Regions from separate parts of the Homo sapiens genome. Here region 1 is linked to region 2. Evidence: read pairs that join two places in POLR2A ChIA-PET (ENCODE). Cell type or tissue: OCI-LY7. All regions are shown on one strand. Each heading gives the region's core, and the rest is flanking DNA. Links, peaks and the distances in the headings are about the cores only.

Evidence for each region. Peaks named below come from ENCODE experiments on the same cell type or tissue, not always from the same donor. Only the 100,000 strongest peaks of a DNase experiment are listed, where the experiment ranks them.
Region 1: POLR2A ChIA-PET joins it to region 2 with 11 read pairs; 7 of 35 experiments call an interaction of 5 or more read pairs at or near these places.

Annotation. Positions count from the first base shown.
Region 1 is chr3:47,357,866-47,374,222 of GRCh38, reverse strand. No RefSeq gene overlaps it. Among named protein-coding and RNA genes, the nearest start is that of PTPN23, 15 kb to the left of the region's middle. RefSeq lists an enhancer at 10,677-11,876. In OCI-LY7, for the core only: no CTCF peak of the experiment used is centred there; no DNase peak of the experiment used is centred there.
Region 2 is chr3:47,168,411-47,184,767 of GRCh38, reverse strand. KIF9-AS1 (KIF9 antisense RNA 1) reads right to left here. Exons shown (of 7, transcript NR_033373.1): 2 at 15,372-15,599. Among named protein-coding and RNA genes, the nearest start is that of KIF9-AS1, 12 kb to the right of the region's middle. RefSeq lists an enhancer at 8,959-9,018. In OCI-LY7, for the core only: no CTCF peak of the experiment used is centred there; a DNase peak (open chromatin) is centred at 8,947; H3K4me3 peaks cover 1,772 bases; H3K27ac peaks cover 3,285 bases.

The DNA.
Region 1 (16,357 bases), core at 4,187-12,186, 190 kb before region 2:
CCCAGCACTTTGGGAGGCCAAGGTGGGTGGATCACAAGGTCAGGAGTTCAAGACCAGCCTGGCCAAGATGGTGAAACCCCGTCTCTACTAAAAATACAAAAACTAGCCGGGCATGGTCGCAGGCGCCTGTAATCCCAGCTACTTGGGAGGCTGAGGCAGGAGAATCACTTGAACACGGGAGACAGAGGTTGCACTGAGCTGAGATTGTGCCACTGCACTCCAGCCTAGGCTACAAGAGAGACTCCGTCACAAAACAAACAAACAACCAAAAGCCAACTAATAGATGTATGAGGTATGAGGAAGGATAAAATTAGAAAATCACTATTTGGCAGCCATATTAATAATTCGACAAAAATCATCAATGGACATAAAAACCAGTAGACTTGAGAAATAAACTAATAGGGTAATTACACAGTCCATGGTATCTCCCCTAGATACTTAATAATCACAAAGGGAAAAACAGTAGCTTTATATGGAGAAACTTAGTAGACCTCATCTTACTCACGTGATGAAGTTTAATGTCACCAGCAATGAGAGAAATCTAGATCATGTGCCTTCTGGTATGATGCTCTGAGGACACAGTACCCAAAACGCATTACCTTAATCTAATCACGAAGAAACATTAGATAATCCCAAATTGAAGGACATCCTATAAAAGAACTGGTCTATCATCTCCAAAAAGTCAGTCTTATGAAACACAAAGAAATACTATTCTAGATTAAAGTATAAAGAAACATAGACATAACCTCTTTAGCATACTAAAGAAGTGTAACACATGATATGGGATGTTCTTTTTGTTCTGAGGAAGCGGTCCCCAAACTTTTTGGGACCAGGGACCGCTTTCATGGAAGACGATTTTTCCGTGGATGAGGGGCAGGGGATGGTTTCAGGATGAAGCTGTTCCACCTCAGATCATCTCTCATAAGGAGCACACAACCTAGATCCCTCACCTGTGCAGTTCACAGCAGGATTTGCACTCCTATGAGAATCTAATGCAGCTGATCTGACAGGAGGTGGAGCTCAGGTGGTAATGCTTGCCACCCACCACTCACCTCGGCTCCAAGGGACATTACTAGTATGAGTGATGAAATCTGAATAAAGTCTGTAGATTAGATAATGGTAGTGTTTCAGTGTTAATTTCCTGAATTTGACAGTTGTTCTGTGGTAATGTTTACATATAGGATAATGTTCTTGTTTTTAAGAAATATACACCAGGCCAGGTGCAGTGGCTCACATCTGTAATCCCAGCACTTTGGGAGGCCAAGGCAGGCAGATCACTTGAGGTCAGGAGTTCGAGACCAGCCTGGCCAACATGGTGAAACCCCATCTCTTCTAAAAATACAAAAATTAGTCAGGTGTGGTGGTGTGTGCCTGTAATCCCGGCTACTCAGGAGGCTGAGGCAGGATAATCACTTGAACCCAGGAGATTGCAGTGAGTAGACATTGCACCACTGCATTCTTGGGCAACAAGAGTGAAACTCCATCTAAAAACAAAAATGAAATATACACTGAAGTATTTAGGAGTAAAAAGGCAGTATTCTGCCCCTTACTCCCAAGTGACTTGGGGCTCAGGGAAGGGGAGGGGAGATATGTGTGTATATATGGGGGCACTGAAAGAAAGAGAGAGGGACACAAATGTCAAATGTTAACATTTGGGGAACTGGGGTAAAGGGTATGAAGAAATTCTTTGCACTATTCATGCAACTTTTCGATGTAAGTCTGAGATTATGTCAAAATAAAAAGTTAAAAAGAAAAACAGGACATCATAAAGAAAATGAACAGACAAGACCAAATTGGGAGAAGATATTTGTGAGACATAATCAAAAAAGGATTACCATTAAGGATATGTAAAAAAGTCTGATGAGTTCTCAAGAGAGACAAACAATCCAATGGACAAATGGGCACACAACTTGGATGGGAACTTACAGGAACAGCCAAAACCACATGGAAAGATGTCCAACCTCATCAGTAACCAGGAAAATGCAAACCCCAACTACACTGAAATGCCACTTGATAGTCATCAGAATGATGAGTATACATCTGTCAATAATAAGTGTTGGTGAGATGGGGCTGTAGATAGGGCTGTGAATTGGTGCCACCATTTTGGAAAACTGGCCTTATTTAGCCAAGTTGACACTATCAGCCCCTGTGACCTGCTGGGTGCCTGTATACCGTTGAAAGACTCCTGTGTACAGCACCAGGAGCTGTGTCAGAAAGGAATAGTCATAGCCACCCAAACAGGAAACATGGAGTCCTCCCCTGCTGCCATCTCCCATGTATGAGAATCCAGAACCACTGCATTACAGGTGGGGAAACTGAGGTGTGCGATGGGAAAGGGGCTGTCCAAAACACCACGTGGGCTCTGAGGGAGGGCCAGAAGAGAGGTTAGCTGTGGCAGGAGAAGTGGGGAGGAGGATAAGAGAAGGCAAAAGGGGGAAGGGGAGCTCTCTTGGTCTCACACTTGGCAGAGTGGAGGCCAGAGCAGGAAGCATCCCCATCTTATTCCTTCCCTCCCAGCCACCAGCCAGGATCCTAGAGGTCGGGGAGGGGCCTCTGAGGCAGCCCTCTTCCACTGGCCTAGAAAGCAGTGGGGACCTTCCCCGTCAGAGCAGAAAAAAGGCTGCTCAGTGGTGCAGCACTCCTCTTCCCTCCAGAGGGTCCCAGACCCTCCAGGAACTCTAGGAGCGCTGGGCACATTCTCCCTAGGAAAGGATCCAACATCCCGGGTTTGCAAATATTCAGGAAGGTTGGAAGCCTCTGAATCCATCCACAAAATCACAACCCTTCCCCAGCTCCCAGCCTAGGGGTTGGGGGGCCGGCGGCGGGGTGGGGGTGGGGGGGAGGGGGTCACTTGGCCAGCAGATGGCGCCAAGGCCACAGTGTTGCCACAACACAGCCACAATCCTGGGGTGCCTTTGGCTGCACAAAAACACACCCACATATTTAAAATCAGGGCTTTTTGTTGCTCAGGACCAGATTTAATTCTTATGCAAGTGGCCCTTTGGTACCAGTGTCTGTGAAAGGAAAGGTAGCAATGGAGAATTTATTCCTCTCCTGGCTGGTACAAACTCCCAAGTTCAGGCCACTGAAAGGAAGGAAGGGCCTCCGGGGCGGATGGGGCCTTCGGGATTGCCCAGGTACACCCTCCGAGGTTGTCTGGTGCCAGGCAGTGAGCTACAGCACAGCAGAACATGGTGGAACTTTGAGACATCCTCGCCTTTGCAGTGAGACCCTGCAGGCTGGCTGGGCAGCACCCTCTTGAGGGTGCCAAAGCCACTGGGTCAGGACTGGGATCACCTGTGGGACTCTCAGATGCAAAGCCTTCCTAGTCAAGGTCTCTGTCTCCATGGGTAATAGAGTGACTTGTATCCACCATTTGGGTTTTGGAACATCAGGTGGTGCCCCATGTGGCCCCACTGTGGCCACAGCCGCTTTCTTCACCCCATTCGACTTGTGCAGGCCGCTTAGGCAAGGGTTCCTAGAATCTGTGCCCGCCTCCTGGCTACTTCATTATAGCAAAGAGAAGCTGCCACTGAGGTCCGGGGCTTACACAGGCCCACCAGGGTTCTTTCATCACAGTTCTTCAGCCCTTGTGAAAGCTTTTTGCTTCAGCCATCTTCTCAAGGGAGGTGTAGAGGCTTTGGGGACATCCAAAAGGAGTCACAGGTCTCAGCTGCCTGTAGTGCTGGCTCTGTGCGGAGAAGATGGAAGTAATAACTGTGGAGCGGAACCACTCACCTGAAAGGGATCTTTCATCTCCTGCAGGTGAAGACTTTTCCCAGGGTGAGGTAGGGGAATCCACTTCCGGCTCTCTGCACCTTCCAGCTGTCACCCAACCTCAGGCCCCAGGGTCAAGTCCCATGTGGGTGGGTCTCGGAGAAAGCTCTTCCTGGGTGCCTGGAATCCTGCCCTCGCCTTCTGCAGCTCAGGCCCCAGCAGCCAAACCAACATCAGACTGCCGCTCCTCCTCTGACTGCCGCTCCTCCTCTGACTGCCGCTCCTCCTCTGACTGCCGCTCCTCCTCTGACTGCGAGCAGAGCAGCCTGGGTGTGTGACACTACCCTGGGGTGGATCCCCAGCACCTCCACTTACCAGCTCTGTGCCTGGGTCCTGTTTTTGTTGTTGTTGTTGTTGTTGTTTTTGAGATGGAGTTTCACTCTTGTTGCCCAGGCTGGAGTGCAGTGGTGTGATCTCAGATCACCACAACCTCCATCTCCTGGGTTCAAGTGATTCTCCTGCCTCAGCCTCCTGAGTAGCTGGGATTACAGGTGCTCGCCACCACGCCCGGCTAATTTTTTTTTTTTTTTTGTATTTTTAGTAGAGACGGGGTTTCACCATGTTGGCCAGGCTGGTCTCGAACTCCTGACCTCAAGTGATCCACCTGCTTTGGCTCCCCAAGTGCTGAGATTACAGGCGTGAGCCCCCGCGCCCGGCCTGCGTCCCGTTCTTAACCTCCCAGTGCCTTTGTTTCCTCATCTGCAAAATCGAGTTAATGGTAGTCCCCTTGTCTATGCTTGGCAGGGGTAAGAGCTCTGTGTTTGATAAGGGTCTCCAGTGCATCTCTGCGCCATGACTGCAGCAAAAGCCACCATACCTGAAGCTTCCCCTACCTCCCACACTGGCCCAGGTTGCCCATATTAGCTTTCTGTCTGCTTTATAGATGAAGAAACTGAATCCCAGAGAGATTGACTAAGAAGCAGTGGGGAAGCGGCAGAGGTGGGATTTGAACCCAGATCTATGGGACCCTGGAGCAGAGGAGGGGCTTATACAGCTGTACCCTGAAGCTGCTCTGGGTTGATTATCAAGCATAGGTTATTGAAGGGTTTTCATGTAGCTATAACGGAGTTTGATCATTTGAACTTATACCCTGTAAAGTCTACCTATCAAAAACACCTTTCTTCTACTTGAGAGCCTCCCACCTGAGTTCCCAAGACTGACTACTGCCTTCCAACCTCAAGTCTTTGGACATGTTATAGAGGCTTAGGGATTGACAGGATCATAAAGGCTACAAGGTTTTGTCCCCACCCCTCTCCATTGGATGCCTGAGCCCTATATTTATTGCATTCATGTTGCCAGTAACAGAAAAGCCCACTCAAACTAGTTTAAACAGTAAACTCCAGAGGCCCCCTCCACCTTCAGGCAAAGTGTGACCCAGCAGCTCAGCGATATCAGTAAGGATTTGTTTCTCTCTCTCCTCTGTGCCTTCTGTGCTGCTGATCTCATTTTAAGGGCAGCCCACCTCATATCCAAGATGTCGTCTTTGTCACATCTAGTCAGGCTCCCTTATTATTTCCAAGGAGCAGGAAATACCTTGGTCTGGTGCAGTGGCACACACTGGTAACTCCAGCAGTTTATGAGGCCAAGGTGGGAGGACTGCTGGAGCCTAGGAGTTTGAGATCAGCCTGAGCAACATAGTGATACCCTGTTTCTACCAAAAAATTAAAAAGATTAGCTGGGTGTGGTGGTGTATGCCTGTAGTCCCAGCTACTCAGGAAGCTGAGCAGAAGGATTGCTTGAGCCTGGGAGGTTGAGGCTACAATGAGCTAGGATTTTGCCACTGTACTCCAGCCTTGGTAACAGAGTGTCTGTCTCAAAAGAAAGAGAGAGAGAGAGAGAGAGAGAGAAGAAAGGAAACAAAGACAGAGAAGAAGAGGAAAAAGAAGAAGGAGGAGGAGGAAAGAAAGAGAAAGAAAAAAGGAAGGAAGGCAGGCAGGCAGGCAGGAAGGCAGGCAGGCAGGCCAGGCATGGTGGCTCATGCCTATAATCCCAGCACTTTGGGAGGCCGAGGTGGGCGGATCACCCAAGGTCAGGAATTCAAGACCAGGCTGCCCAACATGGCGAAACCCTGTCTCTACTAAAAATACAAAAAAACTAGCCAGGTGTTGTGGCAGGCACCTGTAATCCCAGCTACTCGGGAGGCTGAGGCAGGAGAATCGCTTGAACCCAGGAGGTGGAGGTTGCAGTGAGCCGAGATCGCACCACTGCACTCCAGCCTGGACAACCAGAGCAAAACTCCGTCTCAAAAACAAAAAAAAAAAAAAAAAAAAAAAAAGAAGAAGAAGAAGAGAGGGAGGGGAGGGAAGGAAGAAAGAAAGAGAAAGTGTTCTGTGTTCCCACCAAAAGTTTTGAGATGTATTCTAATTGGACCAGCTAATCACATGCATACCCTGAACCACATTAATGGAGGGATGAGAGGCACTGGTAGACTTCGGCTAAGTCTAGTTACTCTAAGTTCCACTCCTAGAACCATGCAGATCCTCAAAAGGAAATTGAGGCCCTATTCGAAGGGAAAAAAGGTAGGGGAAATAGATGCCGAAGAGGCCAAGCATCAGATGGCCCCTACAGTTTCCTATGATTTTCCTGCCAGTGGATTGTCCAGACATAGTTCAATGTTTCCCAAGCCGCCTCCGTCATGCTAGGCTGTAGCTGTTGTCAGGAGGCCTTTCCCATTGACATGTCTCCCTCTGAGAGTGCAATCTCTGATTCTGGCTCTGAGGCCACAAAAACATTCTGGTTGTCTTGTTTGTCGCAGCCTTTCAAGAGCCGGGAACTGAAACCTTGTTGCTCCTCTCCTCCAGGTAAATCTCCCCAGTTTCCCACTATTCTACATAAGACTTGGCTGTGTAATTTGAACACGTTTCCTAACTTTTGTTGTTATTGTTGTTGTTGAGACAGAGTCTCACTCTGTCATCTAGGCTGGAGTGCAGTGGCGTGATCTCGGCTCACTACAACTTCCGCCTCCCAGGTTCAAGCGATTCTCATGCCTCAGCCTGCTGAGTAGCTGGGATTACAGGCGCACACCACTATGCCCAGCTAATTTTTGTATTTGTAGTAGAGATGGGGTTTCACCATGTTGGCCAGGCTGGTCTCGACCTCCTGACCTCAGGTGATCTGCCCGCCTTGGCCTCCCAAAGTGCTAGGATTAGAGGCATGAGCCACCACACCCGGTCAACATTTTTTTTTCTTCTTTTTTTTTTTTAAGAGACAAGATCTTCCTGTCACCCAGGATGGAGTGCAGTGGTGCAATCATAGTTCACTGGAGCCTTGAACTCCTGGGCTCAAATAATCCTCCCACCTCAGCATCCTGAGTAACTGGGACTACAGGTGCATGCCACCACCCTTGGCTAATTTTTTATTTTTTTGTAGAGATGGGGTCTTGCTATGTTGCCCAGGCTGGTCTTGAACTCCTGGGCTCAAGCAATCCGCCTCAGCCTCCCAAAGTGTTGAGATTGCAGGAATGAGCCACTACACCCAGCCAGTTTCCTAACTTGTACAGGCCTCATTTTCCTCATCTGTCAATGCTGGGGGCAATCTAAGCTTCTCAAACTGATGGGGAGTCACATATTGGGAGTGCAGAGTCCCTGAACAAACACGCTACAGCATCTAAAGGCTTGATTTTACTGGAGTTTCTGCCCCACCGTGGAAATATTAATACAAAATGTTTCAATGTTAAAACAGTTATGGACAACTCAACAATAAAAAAACATAATAATTTGGCTGAGCACAATGGCTTACACCTGTAATCCCAGAACTTTGGGAGGCCGAGGCAGATGGATCACTTGAGGTCAGGGGTTTGAAACTAGCCTGACCAACACGGTGAAACCCAGTCTCTACTAAAAATACAAAAATTAGCTGGTGTGGTAGCAGGCGCTTGCAATCCCAACTACTCGGGAGGCTGAGGCAGGAGAATTGTGTGAACCCAGGAGGTGGAGGTTGAAGTGAGCTGGAATTGCACCACTGCACTCCAGCTTGGGCGAAGCGAGACTGTCTCAAAAAAATAATAGTAATAATAATAATTTTAAAATGTGCAAAGGACTTGAATAGGCATTTCTCAAAGATGATATGTAAATGGACAATAAGCACAAGAAAAGATATTCAACATCATTAGCCATTAGGAAAATGCAAATCAAAACCACAGTGAAATATCATTTCATACACACTAGGATGGCTGTAATAAAAAAAGAGGGGCAGACTGGGCATGGTGGCTCACAGCTGTAATCCTAGCAGTTTGGGGGCCAAGACAGGAGGATCATGTGAGCCCAGGAGTTCAAGACCAGCTTGGGCAACATAGTGAGATCCCATCTCTACAAAAAATTTTAATTAAAAAAAAATTAGCCAGGTGTCATGACATGCACCTGTAGTCCCATCTACTCGAGAGGCTGAGGTGGAGGATCGCTTGAACCTGGGAGTTCAAGGCTGCAATGAGTCATGATCAAGCCACTGCGCTCCAGCCTGGGCAACAGAGTCTGTCTCAGAAAAAAAAAGCGAGAGAGACAAATGTTGGCAAGGGTATGGGAATATTGGAACCCTCCCAGATTGCTGGCGGAAATGTAAAATGACACAGCCTCTGTGGGAAACAGTTTGGCAGTTCCTCAAAAAGTTAAACATAGAGTTACCATATAACCCAGAAATTCTACTCCTAGCTATACATTTCTGGATAATTGAAAACATATCTCCATACAAAAACTCATATATCAATATTCATAGCAGCATTATTCATAATAGCCAAAACATGGAAACAACCTAAATGGCTATAAACTGATGAATGAATAAATAAAATGTGGACTATTCATACCACAGAATACAGTTCAGCCATAAAAAGGAATGAAGTACTAACACACGGCAGAACATAGATGAGCCTTGAAAATACCGAAGTAAGTGTAAGAAGCCAGACACCAAATGCCACAGATTAACACGATTCCATTTACATGAAATGTCCTAAATAGGCAAATCCATAAAGGCAGAGTGGATTGGTTGCCAGGGATTGAGAGGAGGGGAACATGGGAGAATGACTGCTAATGGTACAAAGTTTCTTTTTGGGGCTGATGACAATGTTCTGAATTGTACACTTTAAAAGGGCGTATTTTATGGTACATAAACTTTATCTCAATAAAAAGAGTTCTATTGAACATTTTAAAAAGCTGGCTAGGGGCCTCATTTTCCTCATCTGTCAATGGTGGGGACAATCTAAGCTTCTCAAACTGACGGCGGGTCATGTATTGGGAGTACACAGTCCCTGAACAAACACATCCGCAGCATCTAAAGGGTTGATTTTACTGGAGTTTCTGCCCCACCATGGAAATATTAATACAAAATATTTCTTTTTTTTTTTTTTGAGACAGAGTCTCGGATCTGTCACCCAGGCTAGAGTGCAGTGGGGCAATCTTGGCTCGCTGCAACCTCCGCCTCCCGGGTTCTCGCCATTCTCCTGCCTCAGACTCCCGAGTAGCTGGGACTGCAGGCGCCCTGCCACCACGCCCGGCTAATTTTTTGTATTTTTAGTAGAGACGGGGTTTCTCCATGTTAGCCAGGATGGTCTCAATCTCCTGACCTCGTGATCCGCCCTCCTTGGCCTCCCAAAGTGGTGGGATTACAGGCGTGAGCCACCGCGCCCGGCCCAATACAAAATATTTCAATGTTAAAACATTTATAGACAACTCAACATAAAAAATATAATAATTTGGCCAGGTGCAGTGGTTCACTCCTGTAATCCCAGCACTTTGGGAGGCCGAGGCGGGCAGATCACCTGAGGTCAGGGGTTTGAGACCAGCCTGGCGAACATGGTGAAATCCTGTCTCTACTAAAAATACAAAAATTAGCCCAGTGTGGTGGCAGGCACGTGTAGTCCCAGCTACTCGGGAGGCTGAGGCACAAGAATCACTTGAACCCGGGAGGTGGAGGTTGCAGTGAGCCGAGATGGCACCACTGCACTCCAGCCTGGGCGATAGAGCAAGACTCTGTCTCAAAAAAAATAAAAAATAAAAAATAAAAAGCTGGCTAGGCATGGTGGCTCATGCCTGCAATCCCAGCACTTTGGGAGGTCAAGGTGGAAGAATTGCTTGAGCCCAGGAGTTTGAGACCAGACTGGGCAACATAGTGAGACCCTTGCCTCCTCAAAAAATTAGTCAGGCTTGGTGGCTCATGCCTGTAGCTACAGATGCAGAGCACCCAGCTACAGAGCGACAGAGCAGGACCTACCTCAAAAAAATAAAAAAAAAAGTTGCAGATGTATTGTGGAATAAAATGCAGACTCCGCATGGGCATTTTTAAAATACTTTTGTTATTTTTGTAAAACTGAAAGTTTATTATTTTGAAAGTTTTCAAATAATAAAAGCTAAAAGAAGAAACATAGAGATAAGCATACTTTAGTGAACGTTCTTTCAGATGCCCTAATAATGATATTGTTAGGATGTTGATTGGTGCTTAATTTTATATACAAGGAGTTATGCCTTAATCGGGGGTGGGTTGACATGCTATCTTCCTTGGTCTGCGCAATCCCCCTCTCTGCTTTTATTTTTATTTTTCCCACCCCATTTCCTATCCCATCCCATTTTCCATCCCCTCAACCTTTAATCTTTTTTTAAATACATACAGTGGCATGATCATAGCTTATGCCATGAGCTATGAGTGTCTGTTCTCACACTTGAGCCTCTAACTCCTAGGCTCAAGCACTCCTCCCATCTCAGCCTCCTGAATAGTTAGGACTACAGGTGTGTGCCACCATGCCTATCTAATTTTTTAATTTTTTGTGGAGATGGGCTCTTGCTGTGTTGGGGTCAGGCTGATGAACTCCTGGGCTCAAGCATTCTCCCTCTTCTGTCTCTGGAGTAGCTGGGACTATGGGCATGTGCCACGACACCCAGCCCTTTAATCATTCTTACTGGCATTTTGGGGGTGTTAGAAAATGTGTATCATTTCAAGAGATGAATTCTAATATCTATATATAAAGAGTAGTAAGTTACACATCTCTTCTTCCTAAAAGTGGCAGTCTATCAGAGAAGGGATAATGGCAGGGGCCTGGAGGGCGTGAGTGTTGGCAGGCTTGACAGTGGTGGCCCAGTGCTGTTGAGCTATGAGATTGTCACCCAGGCCTTAAAAATCTACCATGGGGATAATTGGGAAAGTCCCGTTTCCACTGCTGGAGGCCATCCCATTAGCTAGGTCGGTGAGTGTCTCAAGGGCCCAGGCTTGGGTAGGAGACAGTGGGGAAGCAGGTATTACCTGCCTCATACCTGTAAGGATGGCTGGCAGGAGAGAATGCCTGGCACAGGCACCAAGTGCTTGGTTACTGTTCGTTATTGATGTTATTATAATGTTTCTCTCACCTGAAGGTAAGACAAGATAGTAATCTTGGGCCTGAAAGCCAGCTGGCTGGTAAATTTAGAGCTTCATCCAGCGAAGTCTGGGGATCCAGACTATACTCAGGTCCTGGGCTTGGGGGAATATGCAGAGCTGTTTCAGAGGACAGACAGGAAGGGAACTGGTCTCACCAACACCTTTGGGGGTTTCCGGTTTCCCCTTCCTGCACTATTACCTCACGTGGCAGCTGAATACGCAGGGCAGGGATTCTTCTTCCTGTTTCCTCACACAGAGGAGGAAATTGAGGGACAAAGACAGGAAGTGACTTGTATTAGGCCGTTCTTGCATTGCTATAAAGAAATACCAGAGATTTGGTAATTTATGAAGAAAAGAGGTTTAATTGGCTCACAGTTCTGCAGGCTTTATAGGAAGCATAGTCCTGGCATCTGCTTGGCTTTTGAGGAGGCGTCAGGAAACTTGCCATCATGGCAGAAGGTGAAAGGTGAGCAGGCACGTCATATGGTGAAGGCAGGAACAAGGTGGAGGGGACGTGCCACACACATTTAAACTACCAGATCTTGTGGGAACTCAGAGAAAGAGCTCACTTATCATGAAGGGGATGGCCCAGGTCATTCATAAGGGATCCACCCCCATGATCCAAACACCTCCCACCAGGCTCTACCTCCAACACTGGGGACTACAATTTGACATGAGATTTGGTAGGGACATACAGTCAAACTACATCATTCTGCCCATGGCCCCCACAAATCTCATGTCCTTCTCACATTGCAAAATACAATTATGCCTTTACAACAGTCCCCTAAAATCTTATTTGTTTTTTGTTTTTTTTTGAGACAGAGTTTCACTCTTGTTGCCCAGGCTGAAGTACAATGGTGCGACCTCGGATCACTGCGACCTCGGATCACTGCAACCTCTGCCTCCCAGGTTCAAGTGATTCTCCTGCCTCAGTCTCTGGAGTAGCTGGGATTGCAGGTACCCACCACCATGCCTGGCTAATTTTTAAATATTTTTAGTAGAGATGGCGTTTCACCATGTTGGCCAGGCTGGTCTTGAACTCCTGACCTCAGGTGATCCACCCGCCTCGGCCTCCCAAAATGCTGGGATTATAGGTGTGAGCTACCGTGCCTGGCCTAATTTTATTTTTTTGAGACAAGTTCTTGCTCTGTCACCCTGGCTGGAGTGCAGTGGTGCTATCTCGGCTCACTGCAACCTCCACCTTCCAGGCTCAAGTGCTCCTCCCATCTCAGCCTCCAGAGTAGCTAGGACCACAGGCACATGCCACCATGCCTGGCTAATTTTTATATTTTTTTTGTAGAGTTGGGGTTTCACCATGTTGCCCACGCTGGTCTTGAACTCCTGGACTTGAGTGATCCATCCACCTTAGCCTCCCAAAATGCTGGGATTACAGGTATGAGCTACTGCTCCTGGCCTACTTATTTATTCATTTTAAAAATTGTTTTATCAACTCCCAAGCACTTAGACTCCAAAGTCTTAACTCATTCCAGCATTAACTCAAAAGTCCCCCAGCCTGACCAACATGGTGAAAACCTGTCTCTACTAAAAATACAAAAATTAGCCGGGCTTGGTGGCACGCGCTTGTAATCCCAGCTACTCAGGAGACTGAGGCAGGAGAATTGCTTGAACCCGGGAGGCAGAGGTTGCAGTGAGCCAAGATCGAGCCACTGCACTCCAGCCTGGGTGACAGAGCAAAAATCCTACTCAAAAAAAAAAAAAAAAAAAAAGTCTCAAGTCCAAAGTCTTAGCTAGAGATGAGTCCCTTCCACCTAGGAGCCTGTAAAATCAAAAAGAAATTATTTACCTCCAAGATACAGTGGGGGTATAGGCATTGAGTAAACATTATCATTTCAAAAGGGAGAATTTGGCCAAAAGAAAGGGGCTACAGGCCCCATGCAAGTCCAAAATCCAGAAGCCATTCATTAAATCTTTTTTTTTTTTTTTTTTTTTGAGATGGAGTCTCATTCTGTCACCCAGACTGGAGTGCAGTGGTGAGATCTTGGCTCACTGTAACCTCCGCCTCCCAGGTTCAAACCATTCTCCTGCCTCAGCCTCCCAAGTAGCTGGGACTACAGGCATGTGCCACCATGCCCAGCTAATTTTTTTTTTTTTTTTTTTTGAGATGGCATTTTGCTCTTGTCGCCTAGGCTGGAGTGCAATGGTGGGATCTCGGGTCACTGCAACCTCCTCCTCCCAGGTTCAAGCAATTCTCCTGCCTCAGCCTCCTGAGTAGCTGGGATTACAGGTGCCCACGACCACGCCCAGCTAATTTTTTGTGTATTTTTAGTAGAGACAGTGTTTCACCATGTTGGTCAGGCTGGCCTCGAACTCCTGACCTCAGGTGATCCACCTGCCTTGGCATCCCAAAGTGCTGGGATTACAGGCATGAGCCATCGCATCTTGCCTAATTTTTGCATTTTTAGTAGAGATGGGGTTTCACCATGTTGGCCAGGCTGATCTTGAACTCCTGACCTCAGGTGATCTGCCCACCTCAGCCTCCCAAAGTCCTGGTGTTAGATATGAGTCCTAAATTTCTCTTCAAAGAGTCAATATGTCAGTATGTTCCATTCTTTGCCTTCTACTTTTAAACTTAACTTCCTCATAAAGCAACCTTTTTCCATCACCTGCTCCACCCTGACTCATTCCGATTACCTGCTCCACCCTGACTCATTTCAATTACCTGCTCCGCCCTGACTCATTCTCCACCCTGACTCATTCCATAACCATTTTTCCTGCCAAACCACTTACCTCATCACTCTCTTTAAATTAGCCAATCAGAATTAGTTTAGCCTGTGCAGTCTAACCCTAGCCAATAGGGGAACAACACAGCAGCAGGAGAAATTCTTCCCCTCCCTTGCCCAGGTTTGCACTCACCATTGCTCCATCTGTGAGGGCGCACCCTTCTATAGAAGTAAATTGCCTTGCTGAGACGAAAAAAAGAAAATTTTATATTCAAGTGCTATTTCTTTTGCTGCACCAAAACTTTATAACACTGGGATTACAGGCATGAGCCACTGCGCCCAGCCCATTCATTAAATCTTAATGCTCCAAAACAATCTTCTTTGACTCCATATCCTGCATTCAAGGCACACTGGTGGGAAGGGTGGGTTCCCAAGGCCTTGGGCAGCTCTGCCCCTGTGACTTTTCCATGCTGAAATTGCAAGCCATTGGTGGCTCTAACATTCCTGGGTCTGGAGGATGGCAGCCTCCTTCCAACAGCTCCACCAGGCAGTGCCCCACTGGGGACTCTGTGTGTGGGGTCTAACTCCACATTTCCCCTTGGCACTGCCCTAGTAGAGATTCTCTGTGAGGGCAGTGCTACAGCAGCAGGCTTCTGCCCAGACACCCAGGCTTTCCTCATACATCCTCTGAAATCTAGGCGGAGGCTGCCAAGCCTTCACTTTTGGACTCTGTGCACCCACAGGATTAACATAATATGGAAGCTGCCAAGGCTTACCACTTGCATTCTCCAAAGTGAGACTGCAAAGTGGCAGCAGCTTGAGCTATACTTGGGCCCCTTTGAGCCCTGGCTGGAGCTGGAGTGGTCAGGATGTGGGAAGCAGTGTCCTGAGGGTGTGCAGGGCAGCAGGGCCCTAGGCCTGGCCCATGAAATCATTCTTCCCCACTAGGCCTCAGGGCCTGTGATGGGAGGGGCTGCCACAAAGGTCTCTGAAATGCCTTCAAGACCTTTTCCCCATTGTCTTGGTTATTAGCATTTGGCTCCCTTTTAGCTATGCAAATATCTCTAGCAAGTCGTTGTGCCACAGCCTGCTTGAATTCTCTCCTTGAAAATGGGCTTTACTTTTCTACCACATGGCCAGGTTGTAAAATTTCCAAACTTACACATTCTGCTTCCCTTTTAAATATAACTTCTGCCCAGGCATGGTGGCTCATGCCTATAATCCCAGCACTTTGGGAAGCTGAGGCAGGTGAACTGTCTGAGGTCAGGAGCTCAAGACCAGACAGACCAACATGGTGAAACCCTGTCTCTACTAAAAATACAAAAAAATTAGCCAGGTGTGGTGGTGCATGCCTGTGATCCCAGCTACTCGGGAGGCTGAGGCAGGAGAGCTGCTTGAACCTGGGAGGTGGATGTTGCAGTGAGCTGAGACTGCACCATTGCACTCCAACCTGGGCAACAAGAGTGAAACTCCATCTCAAAAACAAACAAATAAATGAATAAACAAAAAATATACATATGTTCCAACTTTAAGTCATTTCTTTGCTCCCACAGCTGAGTATAGGTTGTTAGAAGCAGCCAGGCCATATTCTGAGTGCTTTGCTGCTTAGTAATTTCTTCTGCAATACCCTAAATCAAACTTCCACAGATCCCTATGGCATGAACACAATGCAGCCAAGCTCTTTGCTAAGGCATAACATGCGTTACTTTTGCTCCAGTTACCAATAAGTTCCTCATTTCCATCTGAGACTTTGGCAGCCTGGACTTCATTGTCCATATCACTATCAGCATTTTGGTCACAGCCATTTAACCAGTCTCTAAGAAGTTCCAAACTTTCCCTCATTTTCCTGTCTTCTTCCAAACTCTCCAAACTCTTTTTTTTTTTTGAGACGGAGTCCCACTCTGTTGCCAGGCTGGAGTGCAGTGGCACAATGTTGGCTCACTACAACCTCCACCTCCCGTGTTCAAGTGATTCTCCTGCTTCAGCCTCCTGATTAGCTTGGAGTACAGGCACGTGCCACCATGACTGGCTAATTTTTGTATTTTTAGTTAGAGACAGGGTTTCACCATATTGGCCAGGCTGGTCTTGAATTCCCAACCTCAGATGATCTGCTCACCTCAGCCTCTGAAAGTGCTGGGATTACAGGTGTGAGCCACCATGCCCAGCCTGAGCCCTCCAAACTCTTCCAAACTCTACCTGTTACCCAGTTCCAAAGTCACTTCTACACTTTCAGGTATCTTTATAGTAATGCCCCAATCCTTGCTATCAATTTTCTGTATTAGGCCGTTCTTGCATTGCTATATTAAAAAAAATACCTGAGACTGGGTAATTTATAAAGAGAAGAAGTTTAACTGGCTCACAGTTCTGCAGGCTTTATAGGAAGCATGGTGCTGGCATGTGCTTGGCTTCCAGGGAGGCCTCAGGAAGCTTGCAATCATGGTGGAAGGTGAAGTGGGAACAGGCACATGGTGAAAGCAGAAACAAGAGAGCGAATGGAGGGGGAGTTGCCACACACTTTTAAATGACCAGATCTTGTGTGAACTCAGAGCAAGAGTTCATTT
Region 2 (16,357 bases), core at 5,286-13,285:
CCCAGCACTTTGGGAGGCTGAGGCAAGTGGATCACCTGAGGTCAGGAGTTCAAGACCAGCCTGACCAACATGGTGAAACCCCCTCTCTACCAAAAATACAAAAATTAGCCGGGCGTGGTGGTATGCACCTGTAATCCCAGCTACTTGGGAGGCTGAGGCAGGAGGATCGCTTGAACCTGGGAGGCGGAGTTTGCAGTCAGCCGAGATCGTGCCACTGCACTCCAGCCTGGGTGACAGAGCGAGAGTCCATCTCAAAAAAAATAATAATAAGAAGAAAGGGATCCCAGAGAGTGTCTGTTTCTGCCATATGAGATACAGTAAGAACATAGTAGTCTGCAATCAGAAGAGGGCCCTCACCAGAACATGAACATGCTGGCACCAAAATCTCAGACTTCCTAGCCTCCATAGCTATGAGAAATAAATTTCTGTTGTTTAAGCCACCCAGTCTATGGTAATTTGTCATAGCAGCCTGAACCAACTAAGAGTTGTGTGAACATATTTGTAATAGCTGCTTGGAAGTATTTGTATGCTAGGCCAGGTGTGGGGGCTCCCGCCTATAATCCCTGCACTTTGGGAGGCTGAGGTGGGTGGATCACTTGAGGCCAGGAGTTTAAGACCAGCTTGGCCAATATGGCGAAACCCCATTTCTGCTAAAAATACAAAAATTAGCTGGGTGTGGTGGCGCATACCTGTAATCCCAGCTACCTGGGGGGCTGAGGCACGAGATTCATTTGAACACAGGAGGTGGAGGTTGCAGTGAGCCGAGATTGTGCCACTGCACTGCAGCCCAGGAAACAGTGCAAGATGCTCTCAAAAAAAAATAAATAAATAAATAAAAGGCCCGGCGCGGTGGCTCACGCCTGTAATCCCAGCACTTTGGGAGGCTGAGGTGGGCGGATCTCAAGGTCAGGGGTTCAAGAACAGCCTGACCAACATGGTGAAACCCCCGTCTCTACTAAAAATACCAAAATTAGCCGGATGTGATGGTGTGCACCTGTAATCCCAGCTACTCAGGAGGCTGAGGCAGAATTGCTTGAACCCAGGAGGCGGAGGTTGGCAGTGAGCTGAGATTGCACCTTTGCACTCCAGCCTAGGCGACAGAGTGAGACTCCGTCTCAAAAACAAACAAACAAAAAAAAGTATTTGTTTGTCTACTAAAGTCAACATCTGGGCTCTTCAAAGGCAGTTTCTATTACCTGTTTTGTTTTCTCCTGTGTATGGATCACACTTTCATGTTTTTTGCTCATCTTGTAACTTCGTGTTACAAAGTGGACATTTTAAATAATATATTGTTAGGCCGGGCATGGTGGCTCACGCCTGTAATCCCAGCACTTTGGGAGGCCGAGGCGGGCAGATCACGAGGTCAGGAGTTTGAGACCAGCCTGGCCAACATGGTGAAACCCCATCTCTACTAAAAATACAAAAATTAGCCAGACAGAGGTGGGAGTTGTAGCTCATGTGAGTCAGGGAACCAAGTTCCAGCCCAACTTGGTCTTCTTCATACCCTGTTCCATGATTATGACTTGATAAAAAAAAAGAAAAATATAAATCTTTTTTTTTTTTTTTTTTTTTTGACAGAGGAGGCTGAGGCAGGAGAATTGCTTAAACCTGGGAGGTGGAGGTTGCAGTGAGCCAAGATCATCCCACTGCACTAAGCCTAGGTGACAGAGCAAGACTCTGTCTCGGAAAATAATAATAATAATAACAATAATAATATATTGTAGCAAGTCCATGTCCTGATCTCTATTCCCACTCTCTCCCACCCACCACCCTCCCCTCTAGACTTTTGCTGTTGTTTCCTTGTTTTCTTCTGTTAACCAAAAGGAAAAAAACTGAGGAAAAATTAACTAAGTACAGAGTCTGTTTGGGCCAAGTTAATGGACTACAACCCAGGAGCACAGATTCAAGTTGCCCTGAATATACGCTCTGATTAACAGCAGTTATAAGTGGGTTTTTAAAGGAATATAGAAGAGGCAATTTCTAAGTTGCTTATCAAGAATTTATGTTAGGGCCGGTCATGGTGGCTCACCTCTGTAATCTCAGCACTTTTGGAGGCTAAGGTGGACAGATTACCTGAGGTCAGGAGTTTGAGACCAGCCTGGCCAACATGGTGAAACCCTGTCTTTACCAAAAATACAATTACTGGGGCATGGTAGCATGTGCCTGTAATCCCAGCTACTCAGGAGGCTGAGGCAGAAGAATTGCTTGAACCCGGGAGGCGGAGGTTGCAGTGAGCCGAGAATGCAACACTGTACTCCAACCTGGGCAACAGGATGAGACTCTTGTCTCAAAAAAAATAAAAAAAGAATTTATGTTAAAGTAATATAAGCTATTGATTGGCTGTACATTGTTCTTTATATCACAAATTCCAGGAACAGGAAGATAATGGCTGAGGCTGGGCATAGTGGCTCACACCTGTATTTTCAGCACTTTGGGAGGCTGAGGCAGGTGGATCACTTGAGCCCAGGAGTTGAGACTAGCCTGGGCAACATGGGGATACCCCATCTCTACAAAAAATACAAAAATTAGGGCCGGGCACGGTGGCTCACACCTGTAACTCCAGCACCTGAGGTCAGGAGTTTGAGACCAGCCAGTCCAACATGGTGAAACCCTGTCTCTACTAAAAATACAAAAATTAGCCAGGCGTGGTGGCATGCACCTGTGGTCCCAGCTACTCAGGAGGCTGAGGCAGGAGAATTGCTTGAACCCAGGAGGTGGAGGCTGCAGTGAGCTAAGATGGTGTCACTGCACTCCAGCCTGGGCAACAGACTGAGACTCCGTCTCAGAAAAACAAAAGGAAAATTTGCCAGGTGTAGTAGTGCATGCCTGTAGTCTCAGCTACTCAGGAGGCTGAGGCAGGAGGATTGCTTGAGTCCAGGAGGTCAAGGCTGCAGTGAGCTGTGATTGCACAACTGCACTCCAGCCTAGGTGACAGAGTGAGACCCTGTCAAAAGAAAGATAAAAAAAGATAATGGGTGAGGCAGTCAGGAACCTACAGGGAAGAAAAGAAATAACAGGCCAGGCACGGTGGCTCACATCTGTAATTCCGGCACTTTGGGAGGCTGAGGTGGGAAGATCACGAGGTCAGGAGATTGAGACCATCCTGGCCAACATGGTGAAACCCCGTCTCTACTAAAATACAAATAATTAGCCGGGTGTGGTGGTGCACACCTGTAGTCCCAGCTACTAAAGAGGCTGAGTCAGGGCAATTGCTTGAACCTGGGAGGTGGAGGTTGCAGTGAGCCGAGATCACGCCACTGCACTCCAGCCTGGCAACAGAGCAAGACTCTGTCTCAAAAAAAAAAAAAAAAAAAAAAGAAAGAAAGAAATAACAAAATGCCTTTAAACCATTGTCCCCAGGCATGAGTGCAGGAGTGTGTGGCTGAAGTCCCATATTCATGTGTTTTTTTTTTTTGTTTTTTTTTTTTTGAGACAGGATCTGTCTCTGTTGCTCAGGCTGGAGTGCAGTGGCGCGATGTTGGCTACTGCAACCTTTGCCTCCCCAGCTCAAGCAATCCTCCTACCTCGGCCTTCTAAGTAGCTGGGACTACAGGTGCATGCCACCATGCCTGGCTAATTTTTTTGTGTTTTTTTGTAGAGATAGAGTTTTGCCATATTGCCCAGGCTGGTCTTGAACTCCTGAGCTCAAGTGATCTGCCCACCTCAACATTCCAAAGTGCTAGGATTCCAGGTGTGAGCCATGGCGCCTGACCACTCATGTCTCTTTGTGCCTGATAAGTTTTGCATACCTCATGTACCTCAGACTGCTCTGATTTTTTTTCTCATTTCTCTCTTTTGATTGAAACCTTTCTCTTCTGAAAGCATTGATGTTCAACATTTTAGATGTATGTTTCTCCCATGTAGCTGGGAAGGCTCATTCCCAGGTAACCTTGTTCCATGTCAGAGGAAGAGAGGAGAGGTATTGTGGCTTATGAACTTAGTGATGTCTCAATGCTGAATTGATTAACAAAAAAAAGAGACAGAGCAATGGGACCTTGGTCAGGCCATCCGCTTACAAGGAAGCTGCAGAATATTGGATTCTTTCTAAGCATCTAACTATCATAATTCATTTTCTGTTGTTGACCTTAGTTATCTAAAAGTACAAAGCATAATCAGCTTAAGAATAAAAAATATGATGCAAATAAGGACAATTATTGACAAAACAACTTGAAATCCAGGTCTGAAAAGTGTTCTTATTTCTAAAAGTACCAGGCCAGGTGCAGTGGCTTATGCCTATAATTCCAGAACTTTGGGAGGCCAACGCAGGAGGATCACTTGAGGTCAGGAGTTTGAGAATAGCCTGGGCGACATAGAAAGATCCTATCTCTATAAAATAAAAATAGGCCAGGCTCAGTGGCTCACGCCTGTAATCCCAGAATTTTGGGAGGGCGAGGCGGGCGGATCACGAAGTCAGGAGATCGAGACCATTTTGGCTAACGTGGTAAAATCCCGTCTCTACTAAAAATACAAAAACAAAATTAGCCAGGCATGGTGGCAGTCGCCTATAGTCCCAGCTACTCGGGAGGCTGAGGCCAGAGAATGGCATGAACCCAGGAGGCGGAGTTTGCAGTGAGCCAAGATTGCACCACTGCATTCCAGCCTGGGTGACAGCAAGACTCTATCTCAAAAAAATAAATAAATAAAAATAAAATAAAAAATTAGCCAGGTGAAGTGGCATCCACCTGCAGTCCGTTACTCATGGGGCTGAGGCAGGAGGATCACTCAAGCTCAGGAATTTAAGGCTACAGTGAGCTATAATCATGACACTGCATTACAGCCTGGGCAACAGAGCCAGACTCTATCTCTAAAAAAAATTTTTTTAAACAAATAAATGTAACCAAATAAATATTTCATCTATTCCTTGTACTAGTCTGAAAAATAAGGTATTGAAGATCTCTGCTGTTGAAGATGCCCACTGAGGCAGGGCTGCCTGATATGGTTCCTTCTAACATGTTGGAAAGAGTCCCCTATTTGATGTTTTTGTATTTAAAAAATCTCCAGGTTGGAGACTGTGATCTTTGATGGTCTTATATTCTGGGAGCTCACTGTTAAAATAATCCTTAGGCTGGGTGTGTGGCTCGCACCTGTAATCCCAGCATTTTGGGAGACCGAGGCAGGTGGATTACTTGAGGTCAGGAGTTTGAGACCAGCCTGGCCAATGGTGAAACTCTGTCTCTACTAAAAATACAAAAAATTAGCTGGGTGTGGTGGTGTGCGCCTGTAATCCCAGCTATTCAGGAGGCTGAGGCAGGTGAATCGCTTGAACCTGGGAGGTGCAGGTTGCAGTGAGCCAAGATCGCACTACTACATTCCAGCCTGGGTGACACAGCGACACTCCATCTGGAAAAAAAAAAAAGAAAAATCCTTCATTAATCCTTAATTTTAGTGAGAAGCTTACAAGCCCTTAGCAAAAACAAAGAATATCACCTTTAAGGAAAGCTGGTTCATAGGCTCCTTCATCCTAGGCACATGGACCTTCCCATTACTATTTCAAAGGGAGAAAGAAACCTGATGTTTTCCAAACCAGGTAGAATGTAAGTCAAGCAAATGGAAGAGCCTTAAGCCAGGGAAAGTTAAAAGTTTGCATAAGCTTTGCCAATTGATTCTTTTATTATCTGATTTGTGTTTTCCACCACTCTGGAAGACTAAGGGTGGTATGTACAATGGAAATGCTGATCCATCTTATTGATTGATTGATGGAGTTTTGCTCTTTCACACAGGCTGGAGTGCAGTGGCGCCATCTCAGCTCACTGCAACCCCTGCCTTCCAGTTTCAAGTGATTCTCCTGCCTCAGCCTCCCGAGTAGCTGGGATTACAGGTGCCCGCCACCACACCTGGCTAATTTTTGTATTTTTAGTATAGATGGGGTTTCACCATGTTGGCCAGGCTGGTCTCGAACTCCTGACCTCATGATCCGCCCGCCTCAGCTCCCTAAGGTGCTGGGATTACAGGTGTAAGCCACCGCGCCCAGCCAACCCATCCAATTTCAATCAGCTTTGATGACACAAGATAAGCTTTCTAGAGACTTTTATAATTTCTTACATTTTTTTCCCAATCTCTTTCTTTCCTCAACTTTCTATATCCATTCAGTTTTGTTTTGTTTTTTTTTTCCTGAGATGGAGTTTCGCTCTTGTTGCCCAGGCTGGAGTGCAATGACACGATCTGGGCTCACCGCAACCTCTGCCTCCCAGATTCAAACGACTCTCCTGCCTCAGCCTCCTGAGTAGCTGGGATTACAGGCATGCGCCACCACGCCTGGCTAATTTTGTATTTTTAGCAGAGACGGGGTTTCTCCATGTTGGTCAGGCTGGTCTCAAACTCCCGACCTCAGGTGATCCGCCTGCCTCAGCCTCTCGAAGTGCTGGGATTACAGGTGTGAGCCACTGCACCTGGCCTCCATTTAGTTTTATCTATCATTCTTTCTTATCCTTTCAACTTAAAATAATCTTTAGGAATCTCTAGACAAAAGTACTTTTCCTTTAAGAAAAACTACATTCTCATGCCTTCTTTATAATCTTCTTTACCAAAGACACATTTGGTTTTTAAATGCTGTGTACACAGAATTGTTTCTCTTATAGCTAGAAATTTTTTTTGTTTGTTTTTGAGACAGAGTCTTGCTCTCCCAGGCTGGAGTGCAGTGGCGCAATCTCTGCTTACTGCAGCCTCCACCTACTAGGTTCAAGCGATTCTCCTGCCTCAGCCTCCCAAGTAACTGGGATTATGGGATTACAGGCACCTGCCACCACTCCCAGCTAATTTTTTTATTTTAGTAGAGACGGGGTTTCACCATGTTGGCCAGGCTGGTCTTGAACTCCTGACCTCAGGTGATCCACCTGCCTCGGCCTCCCAAAGTGCTGGGATTACAGGCACGAGCCACCAGGCCCAGCCTAGTAGTTTTAATATATATATTTACTATAATTTTAACTTTTAGTAACCTAATTTCTAGTGAAAAACCTAGAAAGTAATTTTGAACTTTTTTGTCAATATTTGTAGATGAAAATTACTTCATAATTTTTTAAAGATGTTTCTTCCATTTTTATTAACAGATTGAAATATATTTAGCTTTGTTAAACCATAAAGACAACAAAGTATATAAGCTTAAGCTTAAAAGACTAAGTATCATTAATATTGATTAATATTTTATCCCAGAGCTTGGGCCACTAGCTGTAACCTGCCCTGCAGCTGGTAGGCCTAGGCAAGCCACTGTGCCTGGCCTGGTTACCTTTAGAAACACTTTTTTTTTTTTTTTTTTTTTTTGTGACAGGGTCTCGCTCTGTCACCCAGGCTGGAGTGCAGTGGCACAGTCTCGGCTCACTGCAGCCTCTGCCTCCCGGGTTCAAGCGATTATCCTGCCTTAGCCTCCTAAGAAGTAGCTGGGATTACAGGCATGCACCACCACACCTGGCTAATTTTTGTATTTTGAGTAGAGACAGGGTTTCACCATGTTGGCCAGGCTGGTCTTCAACTCCTGGTGTCAAGTGATCCACTCACCTCGGCCTCCCAAAATGTTGGGATCACAGGCGTGAGCCACGCCTGGCCAGAAACACTTTTCAGATACGGATTTCAGATTGTTTTGTTAATAATTGTCCTTATTTGCATAGTTTTTGCTTTTTGAGACAGGGTCTCACTCTGTTGCCCAGGCTGGAGGGCAGTGACACAATCTTGGCTCACTGCAACCTACACCTCCCAGGCTCAAGTGATCATCTGACCTCAGCTTCCCTAGTAGCTGGGGCTATAGGCGCATACTACCACACCCACCTGCCATTACACCTGGCTAATTTTTTATATTTTTTGTAGAGACAGGGTTTCTCCATGTTACCGAGCTGGTCTCCTGGACTCAAGCGATCTGCCCGCATCGGCCTCCCAAAGTGCTGGGATTATAGGCATGAGCCACTGTACCCAGGCCGTATTTTTTATTCTTAAATTGATTATGCTTTATATTTCTAGATGTCTAAAGTCAACAACAAAAAACTAAAAGATTAAATTGATATCTCAGCATTTTAACTTACTTAGAAATGACTCAGACACTTTATGATTATCTATTACATAATTTAACATAACATTACTTCAAGATACACAGTTCAAAGACATATGCATGCTATGGACATACATATGTCTTCAAAGGTCTCACCATGGTCACCTGTCCAGGTCCCAAAATATATATATATATTTTTGAGACAGAGTGTCACTGTGTTGCTCTGGCTGGAGTCCAGTGGCATGATCTTGGATCATTGCAAACTCCACCTCCCGGGTTCAAGTGATTCTCGTGCCTCAGCCTCCCAAGTAGCTGGGATCACAGGCATGTGCCACCACACCTGGCTAACTTCGGTATTTTTAGTAGAGGGGGGTTTCGCCATGCTGGCCAGGCTGGTCTCAAACTCCTGATCTCAAGCAATCCACCCACCTTGGCCTCCCAAAGTGCTGGGATTACAGGTGTGAACCACCACTCCTGGCCTGAACCACTCTCTTATGTGTCTCAGACTGCCTCTAATCACCAGGTAGCAGTAGGGTTCTCAAGTTATCAGGGTTACCAGTTCCTTATTTATGCCTTTCTGGATAAGTAAGTGTCCCTAAAATGTTCTTTCAGTGAGGAATGCCCTGTAAGTCTGCTTTGTGTCCTAGGCAACAGTCCTGACATCTCTGCAGTCTCTAGTCACCTAGACCAGCTGAATGGTTCAGACAGAGTCATTGTCTCATCTCTTCAGGGTAATATAATTCACCCTCATGCACTCTTTGGTTTTGAAATAACAGGAATTGGTCACAAATGAAAAGACAAGTCTGAATTATAAGAAATAGAAAGCAGTTGCAATTTCAAAGGCATGCTAGGTAGTTTTAGGCTATAAGAAGTGAAACCACTTGTATTAGTTCTTTCTTACATTGCTATAAATAAATACCTGAGACTAGGTAATTTATAGACAAAAGAGGCTTATTTTGCTCACGGTACTGCAGGCTGTACAGGAAGGATGGCAGCATCTGTTTCTGAGAAGGTCTCAGGAGGCTTTTACTCATGGTGAAAGGCAAAGCAGGAGCCGGCATTTTATATGGCAGGAGCTAGACCAAGAGAGAGGGTGGGGAGGTGCTACACACTTTTAAACAACCAGATGTTGTGAGAACTCACAAGGGGGCATGGTACTAAGCAATTCATGAGAAACCATCCCCATAATCTAATCACCTCCTACCAGGCCCCACTTCTAACACTGGGGATTCGACATGAGATTTAGTGGGGACACAGACCCAAATCATATCATTCCACCCATGGCCCCACTAAATCTCATGTCCCTCTCACATTGCAAAATACAATTATGTGTTCCCAATAGTCCCTCAGAGTCTTAACTTATTCCAGCATTAACTCAGAAGTCCAAAGACTCATCTGAGACAAGGCTAGTCCCTTCTCCCACCTCAGCCTCCCGAGTAGCTGGGACCACAGGCGTGTGCCACCATGCCCAGCTAATTTTTGTATTTTTAGTAGAGATGGGGTTTCACCATGTTGGTCAGGCTGGTCTTGAACTCCTGATCTCAGGTGATCCACCCGCCTTGGCCTCCCAAACTGCTGGGATTACAGGTGTGAGCCACTGCACCTGGCCTGGTATTTTACGTTTAATGTATTGTTAGATTTATCAGGCGTGGTGGCTCATGCCTACAGATGTGATTACAATCCTAGCCTTTTGGGAAGCTGAAGTGGGTGGATCACTCGAGCCTAGGAGTTTGATACCACCCTGGGCAACATGGCAAAACGCCATCTCTACAAAAACAAAAACAAAAAGAAAAAAACAACCAACCAAATCAAACAAAACAAAACAAAAACTAGCTAGGCGTGGTGGCTTGTGCCTATAGTCCCAGCTACTCAGGAGGCCGAGGTGGGATTCCTTGATCCCAGGAGGCGGAGGTTACAGTGAACCATGAGACTCGCTCTGGCCTGGGTGACAGACCAAGACCCTGTCTCAAAAAAAAACAACAACAAAAAAACAAGGCCGGATGCAGTGGCTCACGCCTGTAATCCCAACACTTTGGGAGGATGAGGCGGGCGGATCACTTGAAGTCAGAAGTTTGAGACCAGCCTGTCCAACATGGTGAAACCCCGTTTCTACTAAAAATACAAAATTAGCCAGGCGTGGTGGGGCATGCCTGTAATCCCTGCTACTCGGGAGGCTGAGGCAGGAGAATCACTTGAACCCAGGAGGTGGAGGTTGCAGTGAGCCGAGATCATGCCATTGCAGTCCAGCCTGGGCAACAGGAGCAAAACTCCGTCTCAAAACAAACAAACAAATATAGATATATAGATAGATGTGGGGGTGGGGGAGACAGTTGGATTCAATTTGCTAAAATTGTGATTAAACATTTTGTATCTATGTTAATGAAGGACATTGGTATATAGTTTTTTTCTTATAGCATCATTTTTTTTTCTTTTTTTTGAAACAGTTTTATTTTGTCACCCAGGCTGGAGAGCCGTGGCGCCATCAGCTCACTGTAACCTCAAACTCCTGGGCTCAAGGGATCTTCCTACCTTAGTCTCCCAAGTTGTTGGAAAAATAGGTGCACACCACCACACCCAGTTATTTTTCCAAATTGGCTGTATAATTTTGCATTTCCATCAGCAATGTATGAGGGTTCCACTTGCTCCAAATCCTTGTCAATATTTGGTATTTTCAGTTTTTTTTTTTTTTGAAATGGAGTCTTGCTCTGTCACCCAGGCTGGAGTGGAGTGGCATGATCTCGGCTCACTGTGACCTGTTGTTGACCAAATACACACATTGAAAAATGTAATTCAAGAGTGGGATATCAGATTCTTGGCTTATAACTAATGATCAAGATTGTACAATGAGCAATAGTCAGATTATTCCTTTCAATGGTTCTTATGGCATCTAAATTACTGATTAATCCATCAATCAATCATAAATTGTGATTAAAATTATCAAATGAATTTTCAGCATTGAAAACTGTTGTGTGAAACATGTCTAACCAGAGAAGTAACATCCTATAAACACTACTTTAGCTAAATTGTTTTAAAGTATTATAAATAAAGTGAATTTCAGAGTAAAAATAAGGTACGTTTTCTGAGCAATAATCAATAAGTTAATCCATAATTTCTTAATTTGCAAATTTGTTTCTTATTTCAGGATTTGGAATATAGTGTGAGGGTTTTGTTTTGTTTTGTTTTGTTTTTTTTAAGACGGAATCTTACTCTGTTGCCCAGGCTGGAGTGCAGTGGTGTGATCTTGGCTCACTCAACCTCTGCCTCCTGGGTTCAAGTGATTCTTCTTCCTCAGCCTCCCGACTAGCTGGGATTACCAGCGCGTGCCATGCCCGGTTAATTTTTGTATTTTTAGTAGAGACAGGGTTTTGGCATGTTGGCCAGGCTGGTCTCAAACTCCTGACCTCAGATGATTCGCCTGCCTTGGCCTCCCAAAGTGGTGGGATTATGGGCGTGAGCCACTGCGCCCGGCCTAATTTCTTAATAGATATCTAAATACATATGCATATACTTATTATGTATTTATTTATTTTTTGAGACATGGTCTTGCTCTGTTGTCCAGACTGGAGTGCAGTGGCGCGATCTTGCCTCACTGCAGCCTCCATCTCCTGGGCTCAAGCAATCCGCCCACCTCAACCTCTTGAGTAGCTGGGACTATAGGTGTATGACCCTATACCCAGCTAATTTTTTATTTTTAGTAGAGATGAAGTCCTGTTATGTTGCCCAGGCTGGTGTCCAACTCCTGAGCTCAAGTGATCCTCCTACATCAGCCTCCCAAAGTTCTGGGATTACAGTTGTCAGCCACCATGTCTGGCAAACTCAATTCTTTTTAATGACAGTATAATACTCCTCTGTATGGATGTTCCAAAATATATTCACCCATTCCCTTATTTATGAGCATTCACTTCATTTCTCCCACCACAAATTATACCATTAATTTGTACATTTAGTCTATGTACGAGTGCTTTTATTTCCGTGAACCAAAATTTTAGAAATAGAATTTGCTGGGTCAAAGGACGCACACACATAGTTGTTACGGAATAATAAATAGATATAAATAACATTCATTACATCTAGTGTAGACAAAATAACAAAACAAATATCTGTCCACTTACTAACTAGTTTAAGAAATACAAATTTACCTGTGCTCTGAGGCCTCCTGGGTGTCCCCTATATAATCCCTTTTCCTGTTCAGAAAGGAAAACCAAACCAAACCAAAACTATCCTAAAATTTTTCTTTACCTTTCTCTTGGTTATAGTTTTACCATATTTCTCAACACCATCTGTTGTTTAATTTTGACTCTTAAAACTTTACATAAATGGAAAAACATTCTATGCCTTTTATTTCCTGTTCATTATTATGTCCCCAAGACTTTACCATTTTGGTAGGCATAGCTGAAAATTTCAGTTATGGCCAGGCTTGGTGGCACATGCTTGTAATCCCAATGCTTTGGGACACCAGTGTGGGAAGATCACTTGAGGCCAGGAGTTCAAGACCAACCTGGGCAACATAGCGAGACCCTGTTTCTAAAAAAACTAAAAAACAATTATACATCAGCACCATAAGACAGGGGAAAAAAAAATCCAGGCATGGTGGAGTACACCTGTGGTCCCAGCTACTTGGGTGACTGAGGTGGGAAGATCGCTTGAGCCCAAGTGTTTGAGGTGATACTCCTGCCTCAGCAACAAATGCAAAACCCTGCCTTTTAAGCTGTTTAATAGTAGTTCATTATATATACTATAGTTGATAGACATTTGCCCATTTGCCAATACTGCTACAGACATTCCTAGACATGTCTTTTGGTGTATATTTGCAAGAGTTTTAATTTGTATATCTAAGAACAATTGTTGGGTTTTAAGATATGCCCATATGCAACTCTACTAGGTAATGCCAACCAACTTGTTTTCCAAAATGATTGTATCAATTAACACTCTGACCAGCACCCTGATTTCCCTGAAACAGCTTTTCAAATGTTTCCTGGACATTAATTTTTCCTCTTCTGAGGTATTTACCAATTTAAAAAGCTGGGTTGTCTTTCTCTTATTCACTTACATTAGTTCTATATATATCCTAGATCAGTGCTGTCCAAGAGAAATAAAATGGAAGTCACAAATGTGATTTTAAATTTTCTAGAAGCCACATAAAGAGGTGAAATGGTTTTTTGTTGAGACAGGATCTTGCTCTGTTGCCCAGGCTGGAGCGCAGTGGCATAATCTCAGCTCACTGCAAACTCTGCCTCCCAGGTTCAAGCGATTCTCATGCTTCAGCCTCCCAAATAGCTGGGACTACAGGTGCATGCAACCATGCCTAGCTAATTTTTGTATTTTTAGTAGAGAAGGGGTTTCACCATGCTGGCCAGGCTGATCTCGAACTCCTGACTTCAAGTAATCCGCCCACCTCAGCCTCCCAAAGTGCTAGGATTATAGGTGTGAGACACCATGCCTGGCCTTTTTTTTTTAAAAGAGACAGTCTTGCTTTGTGATCTAGGCTGGTGTACAGTGGCAAGATCATTGCTCACCGTAACTTTGAACTCCTGGGCTCAAGAGATCCTCCCACTTCAGCCTCCTGACTAGCTGGGACCACAGGCATGTGCCATGATGTCTGGCTAATTTTTTTGAGATGGAGTCTTGCTCTGGCTGGAGTGCAGTGGCGTGATCTCGGCTCACTGCAACCTCCGTCTCCTGAGTTCAAGTGATTCTCCTGCCTCAACCTCCTAAGTAGCTGGGATTACAGGCACATGCCAGCATGCCCGGGTAATTTTTGTATTTTTAGTAGAGATGGGGTTTTGCCATGTTGGGCAGGCTGGTCTTGAACTCTTGACCTCAGGTGATCTGCCCATCTCAGCCTCCCAAAGTGCTAGGATTACAGGTGTGAGCCACCGCACCCAGCCAATTTTTTTGTATTTTAGGTAGAGATGGGGTTTCATCATGTTGTCCAGGGTGGTCTTGAGCCCCTTAGTTAAAGCAATTCACCTGCCTGAGCCTCCCAAAGTGCTGGGATTACAGGCGTGAGCCACCATACCTGGCCTAAGTTTTATTTTCTTGTCCATTTTGCACTCTTTAAAACTGAAATGTATTCCCCCTGCCTCAGCCTCCCAAGTAGCTGGGACTATAGGTGTGCACCACCACAGCTGGCTAATCTCTTTTGTTTTTTGTAGAGCTGGGAGGGAGTCTGGCTATGTTGCACAGGCTGGTCTTAAACTCCTGGTCTCAAGCAATCCTTCCGCCTCAGCATCTCAAAGTGCTGGGATTACAGGCGTGAGCCACCATGCTCGGCCTTTTTTTTTGTATTTTTCTTTATTCTATTTTCTTCTGTTAATTTGGAAAAGCAGTTACCCTACATATTTTATCTTATACACTTAAAAGAGTAAAGGTTAAAGTTAATCAATATTTTTACCCACTTCCCAAACAATACCAGGACCTTGGAAAACTTCAACTCCAACCATCACTCCACTCATCCTGCTTCTAAATATATGACTTTGTTGTCCAGAGTATCAGTTCCATCTTGCTTTACCTTATTAACCACACAAATTACTTACTATTACTTTGTATGGTAAAAAGTTTTTAGTTTTAACCACTTATTTACTAATATTTTTATCATTCCTTCTTGTATAAGGGATCATTTCTTTCTTTTTTATAAAATTATTTACTATGTAAAATTAAAAAAATTTTTTTTCAGCACCTGACACTCCCAGTGTGGGCTGAGATGCTGAGGCTAGGATCATTTCTTGTTGGTGGCAAACTCCAGATTTTTTTGTCTGAAAATGTCTTGAAACAGATAACCTGGCTGAAATCCTGGTTTTATCATTTCTTAGTCATGTGACTCTAGATATGCACCATAACCTCTGGAATCATTGGTTTATTCATCTGCAAAACTGGTAATCTTGAGTACATTCATTCTCTGCTGGGTAAGACAAGTTTGGGAGGGAAGATGCACTGAGAAGCTCCTGAGCAGATGAGTTCTCTAGAAGAACGCCAAGATCCAAAGCAAAACAGAATAAAAGATACACCATAATCACCTCTCTGAATGTTTGAAAACTGTAGGGAGGCTGGGCGCCGTGGCTCATGCCTGTAATCCCAGCACTTTGGGAGGCTGAGGCGGGTGGATCACAAGGTCAGGAGTTCAAGACCAGCCTGGCCAAGATGGTGAAACCCCGTCTCTACTAAAGATACAAAAAATTAGCTGGGTATGGTGGCGCGCGTCTGTAATCCCAGCTACTCAGGAGGCTGAGGCAGGAGAATCGCTTGAACCCAGGCAGTAGAGGTTGCAGTGAGCTGAGATTGTGCCACCGCACTCCAGCCTGGGCGACAGAGTGAGATTCCATCTCAAAAAAAAAAAAAAAAGAAAAAGAAAATTGTAGGGAAGACAAGGTTAACACATATTGAAAAAAAAAATTACCTAATAACAATATTCCTGTATACTTGAGAGTTACAGTGCATGGTTCTTTTTAGTCAGTCTTTTCAAATCCAGTGAAATAGCTGCTTGTAGGAGTTTACAAAAGAGACTTTACAGAAGAGAGTGCCTGACTGGAAGTAATCAACTTGTTAGCCAACTCCAACAATCTATTTTTAACAGAAAAATCCAATGTGAACACTAAGAAAAAGAATTGGTATTCCATGGATGAGCCTGAAAAAAAAAGAAAAAGGAATTGGTAAAAAGGAAAAGTATTAATCAAAAAGTAAGCTTTTCAGAAGTAACAAAGTAGTTATTCATTCAACACTTGCTACCTACAGCCTCAAACACTATAAAATAGGAAAGACAGATTGCTTCTGCCTACAACAAACTTATAAAGTTGGTAAGATAGATATATTATGTAATTAAAATCTGTTAACAAAGCAATATGTAACAGAAAGATTATCTGTATAGGAAAAACAACTACAGAGTATAATAATACTATGTAGGAGGGTGCTGACTTGATACAAATAACATCTAATAGGAATTATAGGAGGTGGAGCTCAATGTAGGTTGTGCATTGTTTTCTAGATTCTTCTTGCCTTGTGTTGGGATGTGCAGAATGAATAGGAATAAAAATAAGTTGTAATTAGGCTGGGTGCGGTAGCTCATGCCTGTAATCCCAGTACTTTGGGACGCCAAGGTGGGTGGGTCACAAGGTCAGGAGATCGAGACCATCCTGGCTAACACGGTGAAACCCCATCTCTACTAAATATCCAAAAAATTAGCCGGGCATGGTGGCGGGTGCCTGTGGTCCCAGCTACTTGGGAGGCTGAGGCAGGAGAATGGCATGAACCCGGGAGGCGGAGCTTGCAGTGAGCTGAGATCGCACCACTGCACTCCAGCCTGGGCGACAGAGCGAGACTCCATCTCAAAAAAAAAAAAAAAAAAAAAAAAAAAAAGTTGTAATTACAGTAGTCCCCACCTTATCT